Linked DNA regions of Homo sapiens: region 1 is linked to region 2. A link is a contact called in ENCODE Hi-C or POLR2A ChIA-PET data. All regions are on one chromosome and are shown on one strand. Each heading gives the region's core, a stretch centred on a gene start or an enhancer-like site at or near the end of the contact. The rest is flanking DNA. Distances are from core to core; before and after follow the strand shown.

Region 1 (6,045 bases), core at 1,967-4,466, 33 kb after region 2:
TTACACACTAACATACACTATGATTCTACCTGTATAAACTTCTAGATTAGGCAAAACTAATTCATGGTGTAAAACAATCAGAACAATGAATGCTTCTGTGGAAATGGGGGTAAAGATTTATTGGGAAGGAACATGAAGGAACTTTCTGGAGTGACGGTCATGTTTTGTTTATTAATAGCAGGTTGTTTTCTCAGGTAATCAAGTGGTCGCATGATTTGAGTATTTTATTGTATGTACATATTACTTGAAAAGAAGAAAACCCATAAATAAATATTGAATTCTAATGATACGTATGCTGAAGTATTTATAACATGTACTAAAGTCTACAACTTATTTTCAAATACATTTTCAGAAAAGGAAGGAGAGATAGATGTGTAATAAAAACAAGTATAGCAAAACATTAATTGTAGAGACTAGTTAGTGGGCATATGGGTGTCCCTTCTGAAATTCTCTCAACTTTTCTACATGTTTGCAAATTTTCATCATAAAACAGGACGGGAAAAAAGGAACCTAGCAGAATGGGAGAGAGAATCTATTCCCACCTTTTTTTGTGTAGACAGTGTAACAGGTTGGAATTCAGGATACAAACCAAATATAAGGAATAGGTTTATATATTAAAAACTTTGTAGCCGGGTGCGGTGGCTCACACCTGTAATCCCAACACTTTGGGAGGCTGAGGCGGGCAGATCATGAGGTCAGGAGTTCGAGACCAGCTTGGCCAACATAGTGAAAGCCTGTCTCTACTAAAAATACAAAAATTAGCCAGGCGTGGTGGCACGTGCCTGTAGTCCCAGCTACTTGGGAGGCTGAGGCAGGAGAATTGCTTGAACCAGGAGGCAGAGGTTGCAGTGAGCCGAGATTGTTCCACTGCACTTTCCAGCCTGGTCTAGAGAGCAAGACTCCATCTCAAAAAACAAACAAGCAAGCAAACAAACAAGTAAACAACAACAACAACAACAACAAAACTTTGTGATTCTTTTAAGTTATACAATCATTTAGTTTTTTATGTAGATATATTATCAATCTTTGAGTTGGGATGTCCAAACGTAGCAAATATATTAATACCACTAGTATATAAACAATATTAAATAGTAGCTTTAGTATTGATAACCTTTTCTCTTTTAGAAGAACACGGCTAGTGGTTGACCATTAAGTACAAAGCTGACTACTGTTTAATGTATTTAATCCAGATAATCTTTGCCCTTCAATAGATTAGGACAATATTTAGTGTGATAACTAGTACTTTGAAATTATTCTCACCATTTTATGGTGTGTTTTCTTTTTACTACCTCTTTCATTTTCTACCTCCCTAGTATCTATTTTATTAATAATATTTCTTTTATTTCTTTTTTGTTTCGAGATAAAATTATATTTTTTAGTATTTAGTTTCACTATCAATTTTAAATACACACTTAACTCAAATTATTCCAACAAAATCTATTCAGTATTTTGATCCTTTTCCTTAATGTTTCTCAGACTGCTCCTTTTACACATTCTCTTAAAAACTTTATTTCTGTTATTATTGTCAGAAGGCTAAATGCAAAATTGATCAAGATGAATTATTTTAACATCATTGGTGATATTTATAAATATGGTTTACAATATCTTTGCTTACCTCCTTTTCTCTGATTTTTCTTTTTGGTATTTACGTTAGAAAGGACCAATAGGGGCCGGGTGCGGTGGCTCACGCCTATAATCCCAGAACTTTGGGAGGCAGAGGCGGGCGGATCACGAGGTCAGGAGATCCAGACCATCCTGGCTAACACAGTGAAACCCCATCTCTACTAAAAATACAAAAAATTAGCCGGGCATGGTGGCGGGTGCCTGTAGTCCCAGCTACTCGGGAGGCTGAGGCAGGAGAATGGTGTAAAACCCAGGAGGCAGAGCTTGCAGTGAGAATCCGTCTCAAAAAAAAAAAAAAAAGAAAAACAGAAAAGACCAGTAGGTAGTGACTTTCTACTCTTTATATGCCTGAAAAAAAAAAAAAAAAAAAAACTATCTGTCTATCTATCTATCTATCTTCTCTAATTAACAGTTTAGCACTACATAGAATTTGTGGATTATAGTCTCTTTGTCATTTGGAAAACTTTGTTAATGAGAAGCTTGCTGCATCTGATTGTAATAGTTTTTTAGGAAATCCGTTATGCTTTTTAATAACATTACTATTATTTGTGTATGCTCAATGATCTATAGTTTAGTCTGGTGTGAAGTTTAGATTTATTTGTATTTATTCTTCTCTAGATGGAATCTATTTTAATCTAAGGGCTTACTTTTTCTTCAATTACAGAAAATGTCTGCCAATATTCCTCTTCTGCCATTTCTTCTAGAATCTTCTGGTGGAGCAACTTCTAAAACTTTGTTGTGGTTTCCCATCTTAATTCCATGTCTTTTAACTGCTTTTTGAGTACTTTTATCTCTTTATTTCAGTGGTTCTAACTGGGCGAGGGGTAGTCACCTGGACATTGGACAATCCAGTTTTGGTTGTCGCAACTGGGGAGGGGGTGCTATGGGCATGTAGTGGGTAGAGGTTATAGATGCTGCTAAAACTCTGCAATGTACAGGACACTCCCCACAACAAATAATTATTTAGCCCTAAGTGACAAAAGTGTTGATGAGAAATCCTACTTTATTTCTGTGCCCCACCTTCTAGATGAATTCTTTGTTACTATTTTTCAGTTCACCAAATCTCCTTGCTGCTATCTTGAGAGTATTCCATATATTGAGATTTTATTTTAAATTAAGATTTTTTTTAAATTTCCAGTCTTTCTCATTTTAATAATGCCTGGATATCTTATATCTACCCATGTTTGCTTCATAAATTCTTGTTCATTTACTGCATTCTAAGTTCTTTATTCATTACATGATTTAAAGCACACTCATTTTAAAATCATTTTTGCACATTCTATTATTTTCGTTTTCCTTGGGGTGAATTAACCTTCAAATTGTTGGTTGTCTGTCTTAGCATTAGTTTACTTTCTGTGTTTTAATAGCTTAGGTTGCAGGCTGATATTAAATGGAAATTTTAGTTCTCCTTTTCTTCCTACATACTTTCACCCCACCCTTTTATTTTTTTCCTTTAACAATTTTTCACAGTTGCCTGAAGTTGGATAGCAGTCTGGGGCTAGATCTTATGCTAGCTATTGAGACCTTTCCCACAGTGATACTGAGAACAATGTTGATCAACTCATGAAACCAGAGGGCAGCTTGACCCAAGTCTTGGTTGCTAGGTGATGCCTGCTCCTTTGACGTCCCTGGTTTATAATTATAACTACAGTGTAGCTTCAGGCTCTAGTTAGACTTAGCTTGTTTTTTTTCAACCTCTTTTCAAGGAGATGAGCTTCCTCAGCCCTCAGTTTTCAGTAAAGAGACTGCCTCAGTGAACAATATTTATTCTGGTAATGCCACATGTATCATTTCAGAATCCCTGCATACTTGAAGCTTTAAGTTCATTTTATCTTTTTTCATCCACAGAAATATTTAACTTTTACTTGTGGTTCATATGCATAGTCATTTCTTCTTTTTATATTTTACCATTATGCTATACGTCTGGTGCAGATGGGGTCCTTAAATATCTGAAATTACATTATCCCAACTAGAAGTCTCCTGGCTCCTAGTTCAAATAATAAACTAATACTTAACCATTTTTATAGTTATTTTAAAGGTTTTATTTTTAATAACAAATACGAGTAGAATTATATCAGTTATCTTTCCAGTGACACTTAAGATTTTTTCCTTAATTAGCCTATTTAAATAAACTATAGTTTTATATAACCAAATATAACTTCATAGTTACATTCCTGTCATAAATTCTCTTTGCTATTCCTATTTCAAAATATTAAATTCAATATTTTAAATGTAATATTTATACCAATATTTTAAATATAATATTTATACCAATATTTAAAATAGAGATTAGTTGTCACCTTTTATTTTAGTCTATTTATTAAATTTTATTTTAAACTTTTATTTATAAGATAAATTGATAGGTCCATTGAAATATTTCTCTAGGTTATTGAAAAAAGTATGTTATATTTATAAATACCAATTATTCAGAAATTTGGTGAATAAGTCCATCATTCAATCTGGTTCAGGACTATTTGGAGGATTTGTTCTTTCGAAATTATCTCAATGTTTTTGGCTATCTATTATAGGAGTATTAAACCACAATAATCTTTACCAAGTTATTCAAACATATTTCCCATATGTTATGGCATCCGCTACTCATTGATTTCTTTTTTTTAATCTCAATATTTCCTCTTAGACTGTGTAGTAAACATTCTGAGGTATTTTATGCTATTATAACAGATTACACACATATTTAAATAATAATTTGGCTTGAAATAAAAGTGTGGTAGAATTTATTTTTCTTCATAATTTAAAAATATTTCTATGTTTCTATTTTATATCCAGCATTGGTACTGAAAAATTTGGCATCAATCTGATTATTATTTTGCCATGATTTATTCTTCCTCTATAGAGACTTTTAGAATAATATATTTCCCTCCAATGTTTTAAAATATTGCTGCAATATGTCAAGATGTAGGTTTTTAATTCTCTCCAAATTGATACTCTAAGAGCCTTTTTAATGCAAGGTATGTAATCTTTTTGAAATTTTTAAACTGTATATTCATTATTTCTAAAGACATGTTCTCTTTTCTGTTTTTTTCCTTGTCTTCTGAGACTCCCATTACTATATGTTGATTCTTTCTCCATCTTCTTTTTTTTTTTTTTTTTTTTTTTTTTTTTTTTTGAGACGGAGTCTCGCTCTGTCGCCCAGGCTGGAGTGCAGTGGCGGGACCTCGGCTCACTGCAAGCTCCGCCTCCCGGGTTCACGCCATTCTCCTGCCTCAGCCTCCCAAGCAGCTGGGACTACAGGCGCCCGCCACTACGCCCGGCTAATTTTTTGTATTTTTAGTAGAGACGGGGTTTCACCGTTTTAGCCGGGATGGTCTCTTTCTCCATCTTCTAGCCTGGCTTATTATTTTATTTTTCTTCATCAGTTTCTGTTCCTGTGGAGTTTTTCCATGTGACTTTTCAGCTGTCTAATTCCCAGCTTTTTCTTTAGCTGTATCCATCCTGGTGTTTATCCCTTCTATGTGTTCTTTGTTTTAAGTATTATATTTTATTCCTAATAAAGTCAGAGGGAGATTACACACACATACACACATGTATCTGTCTATTTTCTCTTAGCTCTTTGTGCATATTTATTATATTTCTTGGTTTGTCCCAAAATTCCGTTCTATTTTACATGTGTGTGTGTATATATATATATATATACACACACACACACACACACACACACATATATATGTATATACATCTGAATATTTGTTTCTTTAATGAGTGTACTCCACAGGTGTCTATTAATTTTGGTATTCCTGATAACATGTTTTGGGGTAGACCCAAAGGCTAGGCCCTTGCCTGCGTCTCTCCATTGTGTTTATAAAGAGGGGAAGGGACATGCCCCAGGGCTGAGAAACCCAGGCCCCACAGCATCATGTTAACCACTATATAAGTCTCCTAGTCAAAGATTCACTTTTAAACTACTTTAAATAAGCAATTTCCTGTTTAGTTTATTGAGGGGGTTGGAGGAAGAGTACACAAAAAAGTAAGGCTAGAGAGCAGCAGCAGTCCAGACCCACCATCATCTGCAAACCTACCGTTTGATAGCTTCTGTGGCCTGGGCTGTCCTATATTTTTCGTGGCAAAGAAACTGGTTATGCCAAGGTGACACAGAAAGGGAAAAACAAAACTAAAACAGCTTTCCCCCACACTACTCACCTTTATCTGCCTCCTATTATCCTGTGCTCCTGCTGCAGACATACCACAGCCCTCTCCACACAGAGACTGCTTCTTGGTAGTCTTCAATCTCAGCTTGATTTATTTTCTTAATTATTGTTATTTTCCTTAACCTATACTTTCCTTGAGCTTCTGTAGTCTCTCTAGCATTGATTCAGAAGAATAAAGTGTGCAGTCCATTCAAATTCACCATTACAGCAGCAGGTACTGGAAACTTTTATAGCATTCTATGTCTGGTTATTCAGA
Region 2 (6,396 bases), core at 1,022-3,521:
TTAGAAAAACATTTGTTAAATTTCCAAATCATAATGTATTTTAGTGGTGAGAGGAGCTCAGTAAAGGAAATTAAAGGCATCGTGGACTCCACAGAGCATGGAACACAATGAGCTCTCAAAAAGTCATTTGTTGGCAGATATTGTTATTCTCATTTTACAGCATTCTGTGTATCTCCTTTATATCACTTATTACAATTAGAATTAATCCTATTCAATTACTTCCGGAGAAGCACCATGGTTAAGTGGCTAAGAGGATGAACTCAGAAGCCAGTTTAGCAGGGCTCATTCCTGCATTTCTGCTCCCATCACCTACTAGCAATATATAGCTTTGGATATGTTACTAAACTTCTATGTGTCAATTCCTTGAATGTAAATAAGTATAATGTATTACCTATAGCGTTATTATAAGATTTAAATTAGGTAATATTTGTGAAGTACTTGGAACAGTGCTCAGTGTATATAATAAGTATTATGCAACTATTTATAAAATGAATAAAAAATTAAAATTTTCCTTTCTTACTAGTCATACTGATAGAAAGTAGAACATATCAGTCTTAGTTACTGATTCTCATCTTCTCATCTTCTGTAGTTATGTTTCCAAGTTAGTTGTTCAATAAATTATTATTGAATGAATGAATGCATTAAAGTTTTAAGGCCCATAAATGGTGAAAAGATCCATCAAGATCATTTGTCATGATTCTATAGATTCTTCAATAGAATAGTAGGGCTAGTGCTACTACTGATTCTGTGTACCTTCCTTGTTGTTAGACAAATATTATTTCATTTGACATTAAAACAGCCTTAAAATGTAAATATCAAATCTCCACCTCACAGGTAAGGCAGCTGAAGTTTGAAGAAGTTAAATAACTTATCAAAAGTTTGGACAGAACCTACAATCAAAACCACGTCCTTTTGATGCCGAAGTTCATTTTCTTCCATGCTACACAGTCTTACATCAAGACAGCGTGTTGGCTGATATCAGACAGAGAAGACTAAAATCCACAAGGGGAAATTTATGGAGGTATGAGAAAAATATTACAGAATGTATTGTATATGGATTTGTCTTTCAAAAGATGTGTCTCCTAGTTTTCCTTCCAAGCAAATGTCAAGCCCAATGATATTAGCAATATTCCACATTACTTACTAACATTTTTTTACTAATGTCAATTTATTACAAAGGTAAAGCCAAAGTATGAGGTCATTGCAGTTCAGTTCATAAAATACAATTAAGCAAGCTATTCGTAGGTTTGAAGTACAGGATTAACAAAAAAATGCATATGAAATATTTTACCAATGATAAATTAACAAGAAGGCCAGTTTAATTTGATATAGCTCAAGTGCAATAAAACAAAGTCAAAAATCGTTACATCCTTAGTCATAAACCATAGTATGTAAACTATAATGCATAAGCCATATATGCTCAGATCAGATGAATTTGGAAAGTGAGGGAAAATAAGCAGCCTAGACAACTGTTGAAAACCATGCAAAGCTACCAATGGAATTCTATGATCAAGCTAGGAATTCGCTGGGCCTGGAGAAGTTAAGTAGCAATGCTGCAGGAGGGATGGAATAGACTGGCACAAGCACATCTTATCTGTTCTTCCTGAATTGAGCTTTGTATACTATCAGATTCCACTATACTAGAATGTCTTATATTTGGACTATGTAGAGTACATTGAGCTGAGGGCAATAACAAGTATGAAACACAGCAGGATTTTGAAAAAGATTAATATGTCAGCTTAAGGTAGCAACCTGATCCACTTATTACCTCCATTAAATAGCTATAATTGATTATTCATCATTTCAAAACTTATCTCCAAAAAATAATAGCATGCTTACCCTATCACACCTGGACTTTGAGTGCATTCTACTCTATTTAAAAACATTGTTTTGAATTCTTTTTATGTCACAATCACTTCACAAAATCTAAAAGAAGTCAGAGATACTACCAGGGGCAAAACACACTTGCCCCCTGCTTCTCATTTGTCCTATTTAGACTGGATCCATATTTTTGTCTTGTTTAGTAGTAAAAATAAAAGTAAAAGGGGGTGCTTAGAAATCATAGATTGTATTCCAAAACAAACAAGCAAAAACAAACAAACATAAAGCCAGACCCTAACTCTCAATTTCATCAAAAAGTAGCAGAACTCTCTTTCATGGCAAGAACAGTGCAAGCTTGTCCTTTGGAAATTCTTCTGAATCAACAAAAGTACGTGTGACTGAATCGTGTGGCCAAGATGGAATGCTGTGGCAATACAAATTACAGAGAAGATGCACGGCTTTTCATCTGCTGCCCTCACCCGCAGATGTCTGTGGGATGAAAGTAGTAGTCACTGCCAGCCACCCCAGTCCTGCTGTTCTGACACCCTGTAATCGTTTGCTGTATTCATTACCTCCCTCATCATCCACTAAGCCTCCTCTTAGGGGTACTTTATGGTACACATTTCACTTTAAAAAATTAAGTCACATCACGATTAATTTTGCCTCGAGGATTTCACAACATCCTTTGAGCTCACAGTAACCCTGAGGATATTGTGCAATTGGAGTTGGGACTCTCTTGCCTAAGTTATAACTTTGTGAAAGAAAGTGGGTGAAAGTGGGGGAGTTGTTCTTGCTTAAGACAATTGAGTGGATATTAAGCAAATACACAGGGGTAGGTTTAAAAGTGACTGGCAAATCTGGTAAAACTTTATACATCTCGAGTTATCATTTTTAATGTTCTCACCTTCTTACAGTATTTTTACAGGCAGTATGCTTTTGCTTGTCCTAAGTAAAATAGCACGCTTTTTTTCTGTTTTTCTCTGGGGCATGTCTTCTGTATGCTAATCTGACTCATCATTGTTAATTTAAAATATTATAAATAAGCAAATACATGACTCAATAAATGTGATGAGTAAGGAGAAACTGGTGTTTGCCTAGCCAGCTCAGACCTACATTTTAATTAAAAAGCATGTCTCATACACCATCAATATGTTTTCAAGTGACCTGTCATGACCAGTTCTAATCACAAGCATGCCATTCACTCTTTCATAATAAATTGGCAGATTATGCTAATAAAAGAAAGGGAAGCTATCAATTTTACGGGTGCCAGACAAGCTATGCCATTGATTTTATAATTTATGACATGCACTTGCAAAATAAAGGTGGCTAAGGAAAGAGTTTCATAAACAGGATAAAATGCTACAGGAGAATAATCAATTAGATTAGTCGACAAATAAGTGGATAAAAACGTTATGAAAATGTTATGCTTTCCTAATGGTCAAACATTCAGGGATTCAGTGTCATATTATATCTGTAAAATCCCACAACAAAAAGGTCTGTGTTAATGGCAGCTATATGTCAATTTTTAAGATTGGCTAATTGGTATTTTTAAAAGTATTTGGCTGGAAAATCACAAAGATTCAGTTGATTGGGACTCAAAAATTCTTTGTTCAAGAGAAAAAGAAGTCATAATACAGGTTGCTATTGATTACACCAATAAAATGTTAAAAATTACTATATGGCACAGTGTTTTGTGACTTTACGGCCTTTGTCTATGGAAAAACCATTTAGGTTAGTTCACATTTTTATAGAAAATGAGAGTTTGCAATGGAAATAGGAACTTGGGAGCTCACAGAAAAATCAGGGGTAGACTTGGGATCAGATAAGACATTCTACCTAAATAAGCATGGTTAAATACACATTATGTCTTACATTTCAAGCCAAAACTAGTTGTTTGCTTTTGATTAAAAGATTAGATTTTGTTCTGAAGTCCAGTTTCAATATTTTAGTTTTGTCATTAAATTGTTTCTAAATTGAAAAACTTTTGATAAAACTAGAAAAAATAAGTATACTTATGCTATGTTATTTATTAATATGAACAAAAATCAATTTGTCTAAGCTTTGCTCATCTAAAAATATATATGTATAGCAGACAAAGCAATGCAAATTAAACATTTTAAATCTTATACTTGCATTCAACAATCTTTATCTTGTGTAGCGTTAACGCACATACACATACATATGTATATGCACACACACACATATTCCTAATACCTAAACACAAGTCAATGTTCATCCAAAGAGTAACAGATCATCGATTACTTCTAGAAATTTCCTGATACCTTTATTATACTGATGTTTATCATATTGGATAAATGCTTGTCTTATGGAACTCACAGCACTTTGCATCCAATCATCATGTATTTGGCCACCGTTTCAACAGGGTGAAAATTTAAATGTATTATTGATTACAAATGGTCTTATTTAGGTAATTTCAAGAATATTAAATGTTATGTTGCCCCAAATTGTTATATCTCAGTTAATGGTGAAGTGATATGACTTTGAATGCTATGTAATGGCTCCATAATATTTTTTTTGTAAATATAATCTCTAGATCAATTATTAAAATCAGCTAATAATTGGTTGTTTTCAGGTAAAATTGATAGTTTTTAAAACATTCAAAATAAGTCCATTTGAAAGTCATTCAATTTTGTTAAGAAATCTTTTGCTGAATATTTGTGAAATATGGATATTAAATAACTTTTGCAACCATAGTATCCACTCATGTTGCAGGTTATTCTTTCTTGTTGTGGTTTTAATCTCCCCACAAAACTAAAAAAAAAAAAAAAAAAAAAAAAAATTAGCTACAGATTTGAAGTGATATTTATTTTGCATATGCAAACTATGGGACTCAGCTGATGGATAAGGATGTGTATGCAGTGTTGTTCTATCCATCATCAAATTCACTTCTCAACTTTTTTTAATAAGCAAAATAATAGTTTTAAATAAAATACAAGTTGATGATACACTGTCTGGAACAATTACCAACTAGATTTGTGTCCCCAGTAGTAGCCCCTCATTGGTTCCACTGGTTTCCTGTAATTATTCTGGATCAAAGGACTTTTCATGAAAGAATCATTATTAAGTGTTTTACAAAAGCATTTTTCCTGTTTAGGGTTAGTTCCTCAAAATTCATCTTGGCCGCACAACTCTAACGCTGTCTTGTGTTTGAACACTTTAAACAACCCCCTCCAGATTCGTCTAGAGCCTGAAATTAGGTTTATTTTTCTCTCTTTTTTTTCGACCTTTAAAAAAATAAGTAATATTACTAACTGGTCTGAAATATGATCCTTTAAAAACTATGTGGCATTAACAGAATTCTGCAGTGCAAAAGTACAAAGAAGACTAAAAGAATAAGGGCAAAGGAGAGCAATCATTTGCTTCAGCCTTGCATTATGTTGAACTTTGGTGGAATGGATCCAAGATGGAATTAAATCCAAATGTTTCCTGGTTTCTTCCATCTTAATAGCCTCATATTTCCTTCCATTTCATCTCATCCACAGTGTTCACATTTAAAATTGTCATCTTTGAAAACATTGAACATATTTATGGCTTGTCTGCTTCCTGATATATATTCTGATCTATCATATTGTTATAATTGCTAGACAACAAAAGAGATTTCAGATTTATATATAATATGGAAATTTAAATTAGGGAGGAAATGTGACTACATCATGCCAACTTCAAAATAAATCCTCCCTCTTACTCTAAAAGATATGACAATATTTGTAAAGCTATTTTCCTGACCTTTATAATATGTTTAGCCATTAAATTGCAGAAACCTATGAAGTAGTCCAAGTTCATGGTATAAAAACAATGAAAACGCAGGATAAAAACACAAAAATAGAGCAGAAAAAATATGGCTATAATGATAAAAAATTAACATGTAATTCCTGTTTCCAGCTTAATTTATACTACCTTATTTAAATCTTCCACAATATGATGAGATTATTATTCAGTGCCTACAGGGTTGAGATGTTAAAAGCCTTGTCCCATGTCACACTGCTACTAGGTAATAGAATCAGAATTAAATTTAAACAATTGGATTCCCCTAGACACATTTTTTTCTCTCTTCTTTGAGTAATCTCTGCACATCTTACACTCAGGGCTGTTGCAAAATAAGAAACTGAAGACAGGAAGTAGAAGGGAAAGAAGAAGAGGAGGAAGTTGGTGTGATTTAACATTTATACCATCTCTGTGCAGCTTCTCACTATCAGTATCAAATCAGACTGGCATTTTCTGATTCAGTCATTGTTTTAATCAGGGTTCTCTAGAGGGACAGAACTAATAGGATATATATCTATATCTATCTTGATAGATAGATAGAGAGAAAAAGAGAGAGAGAGGAGTTTATTAAGGAGCATTAACTCACGCGATCACAAGTCCCACAATAGACCATCTGCAAGCTGAGGAGCAAGGAAGCCAGTCCAAGTCTCAAAGCTGAAGAACTTGGAGTCTGATGTTTGAGGTCAGGAAGCATCCAGCTCAGGAGAAAGATGTAGGCTTGGAGGCTAAGCCAGTCTAGTCTTTTCCACTTTCTTCTGCCTGCTTTTTTTTCTGGCCACACTGGCAACT

What was found. A loop is a pair of places that touch in the nucleus more often than their neighbours do. ChIA-PET counts read pairs that join two places held with the same protein, here RNA polymerase II (POLR2A).
Region 1: POLR2A ChIA-PET joins it to region 2 with 12 read pairs in Panc1. The contact joins two enhancer-like sites. A Hi-C loop is called at or near these places in 4 of 168 maps with a recorded cell type or tissue (Caco-2, HepG2, endothelial cell of hepatic sinusoid and 1 more). POLR2A ChIA-PET finds 5 or more read pairs at or near these places in 4 of 52 experiments (HCT116, HepG2, OCI-LY7 and 1 more).

Annotation. Positions count from the first base shown.
Region 1 is chr2:226,148,140-226,154,184 of GRCh38, forward strand. The region is part of intron 2 of LOC646736 (a long non-coding RNA gene); the gene reads left to right. Among named protein-coding and RNA genes, the nearest start is that of MIR5702, 510 kb to the right of the region's middle. Within about 2 kb of position 3,217, at least 2 of the 41 ENCODE cell types and tissues checked have a DNase peak (open chromatin) inside an H3K27ac peak, as active enhancers do.
Region 2 is chr2:226,116,305-226,122,700 of GRCh38, forward strand. No RefSeq gene overlaps it. Among named protein-coding and RNA genes, the nearest start is that of MIR5702, 540 kb to the right of the region's middle. RefSeq lists an enhancer at 1-334. Within about 2 kb of position 2,272, at least 16 of the 41 ENCODE cell types and tissues checked have a DNase peak (open chromatin) inside an H3K27ac peak, as active enhancers do.